Regions from separate parts of the Homo sapiens genome. Here region 2 is linked to region 1. A link is a contact called in ENCODE Hi-C or POLR2A ChIA-PET data. All regions are on one chromosome and are shown on one strand. Each heading gives the region's core, a stretch centred on a gene start or an enhancer-like site at or near the end of the contact. The rest is flanking DNA. Distances are from core to core; before and after follow the strand shown.

Evidence for each region. A loop is a pair of places that touch in the nucleus more often than their neighbours do. ChIA-PET counts read pairs that join two places held with the same protein, here RNA polymerase II (POLR2A). Pooled maps may share reads with other maps.
Region 2: a pooled map shows a loop between it and region 1 (2.2-fold over the local background). The contact joins the promoter of TMEM150A here to the enhancer-like site in region 1. A Hi-C loop is called at or near these places in 1 of 37 single-sample maps with no recorded cell type and 3 of 50 pooled maps. POLR2A ChIA-PET finds 5 or more read pairs at or near these places in 3 of 52 experiments (OCI-LY7, PC-9 and activated B cell).

The regions. Positions count from the first base shown.
Region 1 is chr2:84,941,931-84,949,614 of GRCh38, reverse strand. No RefSeq gene overlaps it. Among named protein-coding and RNA genes, the nearest start is that of KCMF1, 25 kb to the left of the region's middle. RefSeq lists enhancers at 3,032-3,201, 6,227-6,316 and a silencer at 3,372-3,521. Within about 2 kb of position 3,299, at least 20 of the 41 ENCODE cell types and tissues checked have a DNase peak (open chromatin) inside an H3K27ac peak, as active enhancers do; they include OCI-LY7 and PC-9, where a contact is called at or near this core.
Region 2 is chr2:85,600,044-85,607,727 of GRCh38, reverse strand. TMEM150A (transmembrane protein 150A) reads left to right here and starts at 5,030. Exons shown (of 8, transcript NM_001031738.3): 1 at 5,030-5,121; 2 at 5,664-5,844; 3 at 6,246-6,293; 4 at 6,621-6,707; 5 at 7,316-7,383. The coding sequence starts at 5,780. C2orf68 (chromosome 2 open reading frame 68) reads left to right here. Exons shown (of 4, transcript NM_001013649.4): 4 at 1-2,474. It also overlaps a transcript of USP39 not described here. RefSeq lists silencers at 4,821-5,400, 5,501-5,560.

The sequences.
Region 1 (7,684 bases), core at 2,050-4,549:
TTTTTTTCTTTTTTTTTTTTTTTGAGACAGAGTCTCGCACTGTCACCCAGGCTGGAGTGCAGTGGCGTGATCTCGGCTCACTGCAACCTCTGCCTCCCAGGTTCAAGCGATTCTCCTGCCTCAGCCACCCGAGTAGCTTGGATTACAGGCGCGCACCACCAGGGCCAGCTAATTTTTGTATTTTTAGTAGAGATGGGGTTTCACAATGTTGGCCAGGATGGTCTTGATCTCTTGACCTCGTGATCTGCCCGCCTCAGCTTCCCAAAGTGCTGGGATTACAGGCGTGAGCCACCGGCGCCCAACCAACTTATGTAAATGTTGAAAACGAAAGTGTTAATTTTGAGATTGTTTGCTAATGCTGAACAAATGGAAACAATTTAAATGTTATTAACAGGGACTGGCTAAATAAAGCATGATACAGCCATATATTGCACAGGTTGGCATACTTTTTCTGTAACGAGCTAGATAGTAAACTCTCCGGGCATTGTAGGCCACAGTCTCTGATGCAACCTTTCAATTCTGCTACTATAGTGCAAAAGCAGGCTGAGACTCTATGGAAAGGAATAGGCATGGCTATGTTCCCATACAACTTCTTTTAGGTGCTGGGCCATATTTGGTCTAGAGGCCATACTTTGCTGACCCTAATATAATAAGTCTTACTATGTGACCATTAAAAAGAACCAAATAGAATTATATGTACTGACAAAGATATCCATCAAGTTGTTTTTTTGTTTTGTTTTGTTGAGATGGAGTCTCGCTCTTGTTGCCCAGGCTGGAGTGCAATGGCGTGATCTCAGCTCACTGCAACCTCCGCCTCCCAGGTTCAAGTGATTTTCCAGACAGCCTCCTGAGTAGCTGGGATTACAGGCGTGCGCCACTACACCCAGCTAATTTTTGTATTTTTAGTAGAGATGGGGTTTCACTATATGTTGGCCAGGCTGGTCTCTAACTCCTAACCTCAAGTGATCCGCCCACCTCGGCCTCCCAAAGTGCTGGGATTACAGGTGTGAGCCATCACACCTGACCCCATCAGGTGTTTTTTTTCTTTTTGTTTTTGTTTTGTTTTTTTTTTTTTTTAAAAAGAATATAAGGCCAGGTGTGGTGGCTCACGCCTGTAATCCCAGCACTTTGGGAGGCTGAAGCGGGCGGATCACTTGAGGTCAGGGGTTCAAGACCAGCCTGACCAACATGGTGAAAACCTGTCTCTACTAAAAAATACCAAAAAATTAGCCAGCCGTGGTGGTGCGCTTCTGTAATCCCAGCTACTCGAGAGGCTGAGGCAGGAGAATCGCTTGAACCTGGGAGGCGGAGGTTGCAGTGAGCCGAGATCGTGCCACTTCACTTCAGCCTGGGTGACAGAGCGAGACTCTGCCTCAAAAAACAAAACAAAACAAAACCAACCAAACAAAAAATATATATATAGCTGGGCATGGTGGCTCACGCCTGTAACCCTAACACTTTGGGAGGCTGAGGTGGGTGGATCACCTGAGGTCAGGAGTTCAAGACCAGCCTGACCAACATGGTGAAACCCCGTCTCTACTAAAAATACAAAATTAGCTTGGTGTGGTGGTACATGCCTGTAATCCCAGCTACTCGAGAGGCCGAGGCAGGAGAATCGCTTGAACCCAGGAGGTGGAGGTTGCAGTGAGCCGAGATCAGGCAATGGCCTGATCTCCAGCCTGGGTGACAGAGCAAGACTCTGTCTCAAAAAAAAAAAAAAAAAGAAAGAAAAAAAAGAATAAGAATGTATAGGCTGAGCATGGTGGCTCACGCCTATAACCCCGGTACTTTGTGAGGCCAAGGTGAGAGGATCGCATGAGCCCAGGAGTTTGTGACCAGCCTGGGCAACATAGTGAGACCTTGTCTCTACTAATATCAAAAACAAAAAACAACAAAAACAAAACAAAAAGTATATATATATATATGCATGTACATTTTTTGGAGGGGGAGGAGAAGGGGTCAAAGTTACACACACAGACACTTGTGTTTCTATAGGCTGACAGGACACAGGAGTCACACCAATTTGGGACCCATAGGCACTTTTTCTTACGTTATTGTTTGAATGTTGTACAATGAGAGAGCTTGGTTTTTGAAATAATTAAATGTAATTGAATTGAGATTTGTTTTGTTTCGTTTTTTTGAGACAGGGTCTCACTCTGTTGCCCAGGCTGGAGTGCAGTGGTGAGATCATGGCTCACCGTAGGTTCCACCTCCTGGGCTCAAACAGTCCTCCTGCCTCAGCCTCCCGAGTAGCTGGGACTAAAGGTGCATGCCACCACGTCTGGCTAATTTTTTGATTTTTATTTTTTTGTAGAGATGGGGTCCTACTATGTTGCCCAGGCTGGTCTCAAACTCCTGGAGAATTGGGCTTAACCAGTCCTCCTGCCTTGGACTCCCAAAGAGCTAGGATTACAGGCGTGAGCCATCACGCCTGACTGGGATTTGTTTTTAAAGTTCCAAAGAGCTTTACTAGTCTTAATCGTAATGTACATAAACTTGTATTCTATGTAAAATATAACAACTTCACAATCATAATAACCATACAGCCATCATTAGCACAGCGCCTCTAACCCACAGCCTCTTACGATTATAAATGGGAGTTCAGATAGATCCATGGACGCAGGGGAGGTTTGGTTGAGGAGCCAGGTCAGAGTCTTGGTTGGAAACACATGCAACTGTATCTGGAACCAGGGTCTGAGGCGAGCTGGGGACAGAGGGACCTCACTTCCAGCCTTCTCTATCAGCAACCCTCTAACATAGAGCTATTTCCAGGTCTAAAGGGTCTCAGAAATGTTCCAACAGCTTCTAGCTTCCTGGGCATTAGCTGCATTTTCACCTACCGGTAGCCCTAGTTCCTCATTTGCCAAAGGCCCACTGCAGGCCGGGCCCTGGTGCCAGCAGAGGAGGTCTGCACCCTCACAGCTGTAGCAGGAGGGAGACGTGCAGAGAGGTGAAGCTCACGGCCCTGGAATACGTGCACCACGGAGGTGAGTGCAAGTGGGTGGGGACTTTGTGGAACAAGTCACATCTGAGTCACTCTGAAGTATGAATAGGAGTCCACCTCATCAACCAAGGCAGGGCAGGAAATTCCAGGCAGACAGTAGTGCAGGGATGAAGGTCCAGAGACGGAAATACTTTTGAAGGCACCATATGAAGTTTATGAACAGAGGTGGAGCTGAGACACCACAGATCAGAAAGGGGAACCAGCAGAGGGTAGCAAGCAGGGGAGACAGGAAGTCAAATTTGAGCTTTAGGGAGATTTTTCTGATGGTAGGGGAGGAGAATGTGTGGGTAGAGCAGTTACTGGCCTCTTGTCCGTATAAGAAGTAATGTGGGCCTGGACTTGGAGCAGAAGTGATTCAGACCTTGCTCGCCTCGCCTCTGAGCCATATTCAAAGCTGCCCTACCAGCCTGCTGTGTCCTCTCCCCTCCCCTCCCCTCCCCTCCTCCCTCCCCTCCCTTCCCCTCTCACCTCCCCTCTCCCCTCCTCTCCCCTCCCCTCTCCCCTCCCCTCCCCTCGTATACTGTTGGTGTGCCAGCTCTCCTTTAGTCTTCAAACTTAAAGCTTGGGTGTCACCCACATCAAGAAAAGTCTATTGACTGGGTGTGGTGGCTCATGCCTGTAATCCCAGCTACTCAGGAGGCTGAGGCCGGGGGATCCCTTGAGCCCAGGAGTTCAAGGTTGCAGTGAACTATGATCACACCACTGCACTCCAGCCTGGGTGACGGAGCAAGACCCTGTCTCAAACAAAGCAAAACAAAAAACCCCAAAAAACTCCACTGATGTCCCCACCCCATCCCCCACCATTCCCGAGCTTGGTCAGGGACCCCTGCCCTGGACTCTATGATGCTCTGTGCATTTCTTTTCTTTTCTTTTCTTTTTTTTTTTTTTTTTTTTGAGACAGAGTCTCACTGTGTCATCCAAGCTGGAGTGCAGTAGTGCGATCTCGGCTTGCTGCAATCTCTGCCTCCCAGGTTCAAGTGATTCTCCTGCTTTAGCCTCCTGAGTAGCCAGGATTACAGGCATGTGCCACCACGCCCAGCTAATTTTGTATTTTTAGTAGAGACAGGGTTTCACCATGTTGGTCAGGCTGGTCTCGAACCCCTGACCTCATGATCCGCCCACCTCGGCCTCCCAAAGTGATGGGATTACAGGCATGAGCCACCACGCCCAGCAGCTCTATGCATTTCTGAGTGTGAATCCCATTGCTTTATGATTGTGTTCTGGTTTTTGTTTTACCACTAGATTGTGATTTTCCTACCAGGTCTCATTCATTCTTCTGACTCCAATGCCTATCACAAAGCCTGGCACAGAGAAGATAAGAGCAAATATTTGTGATTGAATGAGTAAATGATGAATGAAAAGTGAAGACGGGAGATGAGAGAGGTATTTGGAGGTGGAATCAGGGTAACTTGGCAAGTGATTGGCAGGGATAGTGCAGAGGGTGGGTGGTGAGAGGGTGGCATCGAAGATGACTCCAGGTTTTCTGGTTTGGGAGTAGGGGAGCTCTGAACTGTTTTTATTCACAATACTTCTGCCACCAAATGTGTGAGTTTTTTCTTATACTGACCAGTTATTCAACTCTCCAGATACCAATTGGGTATCCAACAAATCAATTCCATTCTGACATTATCTACCTAGAATTAGTGTCAATGCCACCAAAGAGCTCCATCCCGCAAGACTGCCCTGATTTCAGATGTCGGTTGCTGGTACCAGGTTACCATCTGTATTTCTAACCAACCAGCTATAGAAGTCCTAGGTTACCACAACCCCCTCTTCATGTTCAATAATTTGCCAGAATGGCTCACAGAACTCGGAAACACTTTCGTTAGGCTTACCACTTTATGATCAAGGACATATGCTCAGAGACAGCCAGGTGGAAGCATAGGGCATGGTATTGGAGGGGCACGCAGGGCTTCTATGTCTCCTCTGGGCAGGCCGCCCTCCTAGCACTTCAGTGTGTTCACCAACTGGAAGCTCCCCGAATCTCATCATTTAGGGGTTTTTATGGAGGTTTCATTACACAGGCACAATTGATGAAATCATTGACCAATGCTGATTGACTCAATCACCAGCCCCTTTTCCTTCCTGGAGGTCTGGGGATGAGCTGAAAGTTCCAATTCTGTCATGCCTTGGTCTCTCTGGTGACCAGCCCCCATCCTCAAGCTATGTCGGGGACCCCCAGCCACCAGGCACCTTATTAGCACACAAAAGATATCATTCCAGGGATTCCAAGGGTTATAGGAGCTGCGTGCAAAGACTGAGGACAAAGACAGAATACATATTTACCACAGGAGGTGCTGGTGCCATTAGCCAACATGGGAGATATGAGAAGAGGAGCAGATGCCGGGCGCAGAGGCTCACGCCTGTAATCCCAGCACTTTGGGAGGCTGAGGCAGGTGGATCACCTGAGGTTGGGAGTTCAAGACCAGCCTGACCAACATGGAGAAACCCTGTCGCTACTAAAATTAGCTGGGCATTGTGGCGCATGCCTGTAGTCCCAGCTACTCAGGAGGCTGAGGCACTAGAATCGCTTGAACCCGGGAGGTTGTGGTGAGCTGAGACTGGGCCATTGCACTCTAGCCTGGGCAATAAAAATGAAACTCCGACTCAGAAAAAGAAAAAAAAAAAAGAAGAGGAGCAGATATGGGAAGGAAGATAGTTTCAGTTATCTACTGTGTCGGTGACACAAACAACAACAATTATTTATTTATTTATTTATTTATTTTTTGAGAGAGTCTTGCTCTGTCACCCAGGCTGGAGGGCAGTGGCGCAATCTCGGCTCACTGTAACCCCTCCTTCTCCCAGGTTCAAGCGATTCTCCTGCCTCAGCCTCCCGAGTAGCTGGGATTACAGGCGAGCACCACCAAACCCCACTACTTTTTCATATTTTTAGTAGAGACGGGCTTTTACCCTGTTAGCCAGGCTGGTCTCAAACTCCTGACCTCAGGTGATTCACCCGCCTTGGCCTCCCAAAGTGCTGGGATTACAGGCAAGAGCCACCGCACCCAGCCTTTAACAATCATTTATTATGTCTCCTGGTAATTGGGGGGGACTGGCACATTCATTCCCACTCCTGGACCAAGTTGACAACCCCAGCTTGGCTTGGCTTCTGACTGACCCATTTCCCTTTCTCTCCCATATGTTTACATACCTGTTGTATCTCAGTGGAGGCAGAATGCCTTTTATTGACCTTGTTTCACCCATGTATCTATGGATCTTTCCTCTCAGTCTTCATCGGGGGGCCTCTTACCTGTATGCAGACCTATAGCTCAGGCCTCCAGCAGCTTTGTGAAATAAAATTTGTCATGTGACTGATCTTCTATAGTCAGAGAGAACAGAGAATATATGCTAGAGCTCTTTCTCACATGTAACTGAAAGCCTCACTTTAGGCATGACTGGATCTAGGGATGTAAATGTGGCAAGGCCCTTGATTTCACTCCCTGATGATTCAGTCTCACTTCCTATCTCTCAGCTCTATTCTTGGGGGGGTTCTCTGTGTGGTGGCAAAAAATGGTGATAGTAGGCCAGGTGCAGTGGCTCACGCCTGTAATCCCAGCACTTTAGGAGGCCGAGGCAGGCTGATCACTTGAGGTCAGCAGTTCAAGACCAGTCTGGCCAACGTGGTAAAGCCCCATCTCCTACTAAAAATACAAAAATTAGCCGGGCGTGGTGGTGGACGCCTGTAATCCCAGCTACTCAGGAGGCTGAGGCACCAGAATCGCTTGAGCCCGGGAGGCAGAGGTTGGTGAGCTGAGATCACACCACTGCATTCCAGCCTGGGCAACAGAGCGAGACTCCATCTAAAAAAAAAATGGTAATAGTAGTTCCAACTCATTCCTTTCCAGATCAAGTCAAGCCAAAAAGGGCAAGCCTTTTATCCACAGGTGCCTGCAGCAGTGCTGAGAGTCACTCTGATGGGGCCAGTAGGGTCATTTGCTGGCCCCTGAATGGATCTCTGAGGTCAGGAACCTGCAGCAGGGTCTTGTGCTGGAGAAAGAGGGGTGGGGAACAAGCAACAAGTATTCACTTTAAGGGGCAATGCTCTGAAATCCCTCCCCTATGCAGATGGAGCTCAGACCACCAGTCCAGTGCCTGGCACATTGTAGCCCTCAAGAAATACTTCTACTTCTAAAAAGATGGCACCACAGAGCCATGACTAGGATTCTGAGACAGAAGCTATGTCCTGGCCTTGTGGCCAGTGTGGGCCCAGTGAGCGGAAGATACCTGCTGGCTGAGTCAGGATACTCTACACGCTTACAGGGCACTGACCCTTTTTGTTTTAGATGTTTAATTACTAGTCTGTCTAGGGAAATACAGGTGAGAAGACAAAAATCCCACACATGGGGAAGTTGCAGAGTCATGAAATCTCTTAAGGTGATTATAGCCTTAGTCCTTACAGTATATAGTTTCCAGTTGTTTTCCTGAGATTGAACCTAGAAGCCCAATTTATCATTTTTTTTTTCCTTGAGACGGAGTCTCAATCTGTGGCCCAGGCTGGAGTGCAGTGGCATGATCTCAGCTCACTGCAACCTCCGCCTCCCGGGTTCCAGAGATTGTCCTGTCTCAGCCTCCCAAGTAGCTAGGATTACAGGCACGCACCACCACACCTGGCTAATTTTTGTATTTTTAGTAAAGACAGGATTTTGCCATGTTGGCCAGGCTGGTCTTGAACTCCTGACT
Region 2 (7,684 bases), core at 3,781-6,280, 660 kb before region 1:
CTGAGATTTCCTGAAACCATAGGCCCTTGCCCCAGGGGTTTCTCCACATCCGGGTGTTAAGACACCTGATGGCACTGTTGGTTTGTCCCCTATACCCCAGAAAATCTATCCTGCAAGGTAGCTACTTCAATCTTGTCATTAAAATGTGTCAAGTCACAGCTCGCAATGCCAAAGGAATGCTGGGGCAGTAAGTGAGGTGGATAAGTGAGAAGGGCCTGGTGGTGAAAGCGGCCAGGGACCAGAATGCTCCAGACCTACAGAGCTGGTCAAGGTTAAGTGCCTTAAACTTACCAATCCTGGGCTCAGTTCTCCTTTGAAAGGAGAAAGTCTTTGTCCTCTACTTAGGCAGCTGGGCTAGAAGTGCCTTTTGACTTCTAATGTTAACTACCCTCCAAAGCCTCCTGGGTCAAGAAGGCTCTCCCAAACTCCACCCCTGTTCTTCCTGGTCAGAGAACCAGTCAGTCATTCTAGTCTTCTAGTCCTTAAACTGATCTGATGACTTGGAACATAGGATTTCACTGCAAGTCTGGCTTTTTAGTCTGGAAATACATTTGAGGTCTGTTTTCGCACAGCTGGATCACCTGTTTCCTGGTTTTATTACACAATTCAGAAGGCTAGAAGAGGAGTTTGGGGGCTTGGCACCTGAAAATTTAGACCGCATTCTTATTAAGTAAAGGAAGAGGTAGGGAGGCCGAGGCGGGCGGATCATGAAATCAGGAGATCCAGACCGTCCTGGCTAACACAGAAACCCCGTCTCTACTAAAAATACAAAAAATTAGCTGGGCATGGTGACATGTGCCTGTAGTCCATCCCAGCTACTCGGGAGGCCGAGGCAAGAGAATCACCTAAACCTGGAAGGCGGAGGTTGCAGTGAGCCGAGATCACACCACTGCACTTCAGGCTGGGCAGCAGAGCGAGACTCCATCTCAAAAAAAAAAAAAAAAGGAAGAGGTAAAAGGCAAGGCAGCATTTAATAAGTACCTGTTGTATCCTTTTAAGTGTTTGTTGTGGTAATCCTCACAAAGACCGGGACTGATGGAAACTCCTTGCTATTAAACTTTTTTTCTTGAGGAATTTTGCTTTTCAAGTGCATATACACTATTAATATTTTTTACCCAAGAGAGCATTCTAAGCTAATTTATGCAGTGTGACTGTATTAAGCATTAAGCTTCCTTCAGAGCTGGCCTATCGGAGATGCTACTGCCCTCTCTACAGATGTGTCTGAAATGCCTGCCCAAGGATGGCCCTTAGCCAGTTAACAGCTTTATAGCCCATCCTCATTGCTTACTGCCACCCCTCAGCTGGGGTCCAAGGCAGTACTATTCAGTTTATTCACCAGACCTGCCTCCAGACATCTACTTCTTTCAAAAATTAGTGTTTTCCATCAAGGAGCATGTTCCAGAGCATTTCCCAGAGATGTCCCAAAGAACACTGTCCGGTGCTGTGGCGTACAGTGGCAACAGCATTAGACTAAGTGGAACATCCCAGCAGGCTGCTTTAGAATCCGCTCATTTGACTAGATACGATGTAATTGGCTGTCTTTAAAAAACGCGCACACACACACAATCTGATAGGCATATCTCATGCCCATTCAATATGGAATGTTCTTCGCTTGCTGAATTTAAGCCTGTATTTTAAGGTTTTGTGGTTCCTCGGCCACAATGGGTGATGTCACTGATAGAACGAAGCTGAGTTTCCAAGGGTTTGGGGCTGTGCAAGAGTAAACACTAGAGCTTGAGTTGTTATCCAGCTGGCAAGCACGGAAGTCTTTGAAGAATGTAATGTAAAAAGGGAAAAGAATGTAAAGCTTTTTGTACCAAATGAGAGTTGGAGCCCAGCCAACAAATGCTTTTCCCTGTGTAAAAGTCTCTCTGGAAGGGACATTCCATCTCCATGGTGCACTCTGAGGGGCACTGTCAACTAGAGATTGGCCCCATCCAGGTGGGAGGAACCCCTTTGGGATGGTGAGTATCCAATCTGCTGTGCATTTGACAGGATCTCTGAATGGCTAGGTAATGGATCCCAAGCAGGCTCACAAATTTAAATGAGGGCTTTGTGTGCAGAAAGAGGAATAAGTACAGATTATTTTCCTACCACTAGATTTTTGGGGAGAGTCACCATGGAATGTTGACAATTACTTAAAATATTTTAAGCTCCCTTGCTGAATTCCTGTCCTGTCCCTGAGGAATCAGATGGTCATACAGCCATAGGCACCCACCCGAAATTTCCCTAGGAGTTGGAGTAATGCTAGAATTGAAGACCTTCTGAGTAAAGGGCTTCTCTGCCTTCTCAGAGGCAGGAGAATTTGCACTGGTTGTGTTAAATGTATAAAAAGCTATATGTTCACCAGTTTACTCATTTCCAATGTGTAGATGAATAAAATGTAGTGTACAAATTATTTGAAAATCCCAGAAGGAAGGTACTTTTCAAATACAGTATTTTTTTTAACAAATAAACTTACGATTTTTACAGCACTGTTTTTGCCAAGAGTTGTGAAATAACTTGTGTACTTGGGGAAGTGGAGGTTAAATACCTGCCCTAAAGTCATTCCACCACCGAGTCAGCACTGGAAATCTCATCTCTTGCTTTGCCACACTATTTTAAGAGCTGTCCCTGTTGGAACATAACAACTAGACAGACTCATGTAGCATTAGAGTTGGAAGGTCTTTTTAAAGACATCTGGTCCTACTTCTTACATGATACACAATTCCCCCTACCAACTACCTATGAAGAGCCCTTCTGTCATACGGAGCTCCATCCTGGGATAATTCTATTTTAGGAACTATTAGATTGTCATACTAAGCCAAAAGCTGCCTCATGTCCCGGATCTGGACTACTATGCCTTGCCCCCACATCATGTTAGAACTTGAGTAGTCCTCTCAGGCCTTCATCTTGATTGGATAGGGACTCAAACCCAGCTCAAGAAGATATAGTGTTAAGAATTGCAAAGCTTCCAATTAGGGTTCACAGCCCCATTGGGCAGATAAGGTGCCTACGCAGTGGGAATGCAGTTGGGCAGGAAGATGGTTCCTGTCAATTAGCAAGGAAGCACACCCTTGTCCTGAGGCACAAAGCATAGCCAGCGGCAGGTGAGCTGGATTTTATCCCCCACTGGTTTATTCAGCCAGGTGTGCTTGTACAGTGATCACTACACAGCCATACTTCTTGGCCCTGTTTTAACTACTTGTCCTAATGTGTTTAAGGACAGGGCTCTCCCGCTGGGCACGGTGGTTCACATCTGTAATCCCAGCACTTTGAGAGGCCAAGGCGAGCGGATCACCTGAGGTCAGGAGTTCAAGAGCAGCCTGACCAACATGGTGAAACCCCGTCTCTACTAAAAATATAAAAAAATTAGCTGGGCATGGTGGCAGGCACCTGTAATCCCAGCTACTCGGGAGGCTGAGGCACAAGAATCACTTGAACACAGGAGGCAGAGGTAACAGTGAGCCGAGATTGCACCATTGCATTCCAGCCTGGGCAACAAGTGAAACTCTGTCTCAAAAGAAAAAGGGCTCTCCAACAGGTTTTCTGCTTCCATTTCTGCTTTCCACTGGGTCCAAGAAGGTTTCTCCCTCTTCAAGTCATTGTGCAGTTTATTCTGCTCTACTTCTCTAAAGCACAGGACCCTGTTGTTTCACATAGCCTTTGCCTCACCAGTGTTGCCAAACTTCAGCTCCCCACGCTGGGCAACCTGCGCCTGTGCACCATTCAGGTGATGATCTGTCATCTCACAAGGGCTCCAACAGATGCTGGGACCGCCTTTGAGACAGAATGCCAGGCACACTTCTGATATGTGAAAGTATTTCCACCCTTGCAATAATTTAAGAAACATCCGGGCCAGGCGCAGTGGCCCACGCCTGTAATCCCAGCACTTTGGGAGGCCGAGGCGGGCGGATCACGAGGTCAGGAGATCGAGACCATCCTGGCTAACATGGTGAAACCCCGTCTCTACTAAAAATACAAAAAAATTAGCCGGGTGAGGTGGCGGGCGCCTGTAGTTCCCAGCTACTCGGGAGGCTGAGGCAGGAGAATGGCGTGAACCCGTGAGGCGGAGCTTACAGTGAGCCGAGATCGCGCCACTGCACTCCAGCCTGGGCGACAGAGCGAGACTCCGTCTCAAAAAAAAAAAAAAGAAAAAGAAAAAGTAAAAAAAAAAGAAACATCCAGGAATGCACTCATAGCCTGTAAGTTTTTGGTGAAGCTGGTCAGTAATTTTTCCCACACTATCCTGTTTCCTTTTCCCAGATTCCTCCGGGTCTCTCACCTTCCCCTCTTTGCTTACCAACACTGGCCATGTTAATCCTTACCTACTCTACACTGACACCTACATGTGTCTATTTAGAATGGATGTCCTCTGGTCTCTGCCGTCTTATTTCAAATAAGTGTTGATCAGTCGGGAAACACGTCTTGGACACTGATTTCTGGCTAGTACATTGTGTACTTGTATGCAGGAAAGCAAAAAGTATCTAATGAAAGCAGCCCTCCTCCGGAGTTTGCTGAGCCACAGGAACCATAAGCCAAATCCCAGGCGCTTGGATTTCTTAAGAAACAGCCAAGTCTTTGTGTCTGCTTCTCTGGACCCACCGCAGCCCTGGCCAGAGGCAGGCATGGGGCGCCACGTTGAGAGAGCTTCCTAGAGGACTCACCGTTGGCCGGTGCAGGCTGCAAAATGTGCGCAGTGGCGGAGAGACGCTCCTCCAGCCATGTGCACGGCGACAATCCCAGGTAGAGCTGGAATGCAGGCTGCCCCGAGATCCCCACCTGCTGACGCTTCCCCGGCAGGAATCGGTTAAACGGAACCTCTAGTCATCTCGGTTTTAGAGCGGTCTTCACGCCACAGCCCTCCGCGCCCAGGTCCTCCGAAGTTGGGACACCGCCCACGTTTCCCCCGTGACGCGGGCGCGGGGGCTCGGGAGTTGTAGTCTCGGGCAGGGCGCGGGCACCGAGGCCGGGGCTGCGCGGACTCCACGTCCCGGCGGGCGGCGCGGCGAGGCCTGGGGCCTCCAGGGGCGGGGCCGCTCGGCCCTTTAAACCTTTCAGGGCTGCTCCGAGGGCCGCAGCTAGAGTCGGCGCCACGAGGGGGCCGAGCAGGGTGCGGCGGCGGCGGGGCGCTCCGGGGAGGTGCGTACTGGGCTCCTTCCCTTCCTCCGGGCTTCCAGGAATCACCTGGGGACTCTCGCGTCCCGGGTCCTGGGGGGTCGCCGGCCGCAGGGTCCGGCCCCAGCCGGGGTCCCCGCGCCCAGGCGAGCGGGGGCCGGGCCGGGCTGGGCTTTCCGCGTGAACCCGCCCCTCGCCCAGGGCGCCGATGGTCAGGTGGTTGCCTGCGCGCCGCCGACTCGCCACCGCTCCACTGGGCCGGCACCCAGCCTCTCCTTGGCGTGGCCTCTTCGGTTGTCCAGCCCTTCTCCCAGCCCTGGTCCCTCAGAAGGAGGGTAACTCCCTTCCAGATGTTACGGTCCGCCTGCGTCTCTCAGCACGCCGGTGGCATTTGGGTTGACCGCGGAGGCCCCCAGTGCCAGAGGGTGTTCACGTTCTGCCGTGGGCTCAGCCCAAACTTTGGACGCTCAGAGACCCAACGGGAGCGCTGGATAAGGTGTTGACCCCCTTCCCCTCCCCCTTCCCGGCCAGTTACCCACTCCTGGACTTTGATCTCTCTCCACCAGGCCAGGACAGCTGATGGTTGTGGCAGAAACATCTCAAGGTAGCTGGTCCGCCCCCACTTCCCCATCTACCTCTTGTCCTCCCCCCAACACCACCACCACCCTGGCTCCCCTCCCTCATGACCGCCTGGATCCTCCTGCCTGTCAGCCTGTCAGCGTTCTCCATCACTGGCATATGGACTGTGTGAGTAAAGGGGGGTGCCCGGGGGGCAACAGGAGCTTGATGACGCACACAAAGTCTCTTGTCCTGTCATAGCCACGGTGGTACCCAGGGTCACTCTGGGTGTCTCAAAAGCCTGACTTGGTGCCTGGGCACACAGCCCCTTGGGACAAGCTGGCACCACTGCTGTCCAGCAGGGTGGCCCTGACAAATATACTTCTAGCCAGGGCAATTTCCAGAGGGCCTGTAGCTGGGGGCATGCTGCAGGTGCTGGTGTGGCATCAAGCCTTAGGGACCTCAACTTGAGTCCCCAGCAACAATAATGAGGCTGAATGGGGCCAGAAATCAAGGTTGAAGAGAAGGGTCATGGGGTGGGTTGAGTGGGGCTCGGGAAGGCTGCCAGGGTGACAGTTCTGTTCCCACAGGTATGCCATGGCTGTGATGAACCACCATGTATGCCCTGTGGAGAACTGGTATGAAGGACTCTGCAGACAACCTTGCTCTAAAGCTTCCTTCATCTCTGTCCCCTCTTGGGCCTGAGGCTGCCACGAGCCAGACTGCAACCCTGAGCCTCACTGCTCTTCTCTGAAATTGGTCCCCAGGCATGGCTTCTTGCCACCTACCCACTTCCCACTATCCCTTTGCCCCTTTGGTTACTGCTTCAGGCGGGCACTGGGGAGTGGGATCTTCTGTCCCTGTAGGGGAGGTCTGGGAGAGAGTCCTCTTTGAGGCCTGAGGCTATAGGCCAAGGGCCTGGGGGCAGTCCCTTCCCCCAGTCTACTCCCTGTCCTGCCTGCCAGGTCCTACAACGAGTCCTGCCCTCCTGACCCTGCTGAGCAAGGGGGTCCCAAGACCTGCTGCACCCTGGACGATGTCCCCCTCATCAGGTAAGGCCTGGACATTGGGCCGGTCAGGGAGATCTAAGGGCCTCCCAGACAGCCCCTCAAGCAAAGAGCTGTCCTTGGGTCTCAGGAACAATAAGTATCCTAAGAGCCACTTAATAACAACACTACTTGACAGTTACTGTGGGGCAGGCACTCTGCTGAGTGCTTTATATGCATTGTCTCTTTTCATCCTCCCAGGAGTGAGGCAGGTATTGTTTTCACCATTTTATAGGTGAGGAAACAGGCTCAGTCTTCCTCATCCAGGTCACACAGCTAATAAGCGGAGGCACCTGGATTTAAGCTGGAGCCCTCAGATTGCCCAGCCCGTGTTCTGGCTCAAGGATAGCCAAACCAGCCGCAGGGCTCAGCAAAGAGTGTCAGGGTTGCCCGAACACTCCTGGGCACTCCCTTCTCTCTCACACACATGAGCTCTGCTTTGGGGGCCCAGCCTGGAACCAGTTGTTCATGAGGGACCCTGGATCTTCACATAAATCAGTGGCCTGCCTGCTAAGGAGCAGGTGCAGGTAAAGCAGGGGAGAGCCAGTGAGCCAAAATGGGGGCCCCCCGGGCCTCCTGCACCCCTCTTACTCTGTCCTTCCCCCTCCTCGCAGCAAGTGTGGCTCCTATCCCCCAGAAAGCTGCCTCTTCAGCCTCATTGGCAACATGGGTGCTTTCATGGGTGAGTTGTACCCTTAGCCCTGACCCTGCGTGCCCAGCCCAGTGATCCCCACACAGAAAGGCCCAGGAAGCCCTTCTGTGCAGCCCTCCCCACCAAGGGCTAAGGCAATAGAGGCAGCTTCTCCCCTTCCTTGAAGGCCAAAAGCTGACTCCCACACAGCCACCCTGCTGGCTGGAGCCTGAGGAAACCTAGTTCACCACCCGCCTGTCTGTTCCTTTCTGCCCCTCAGAAGGGGCAGGAGCACCACAGCGTCTGGGGGAAGCTGACAGGCTCGCTGGGCAGGGCCAGGGCTGGAGGAAGG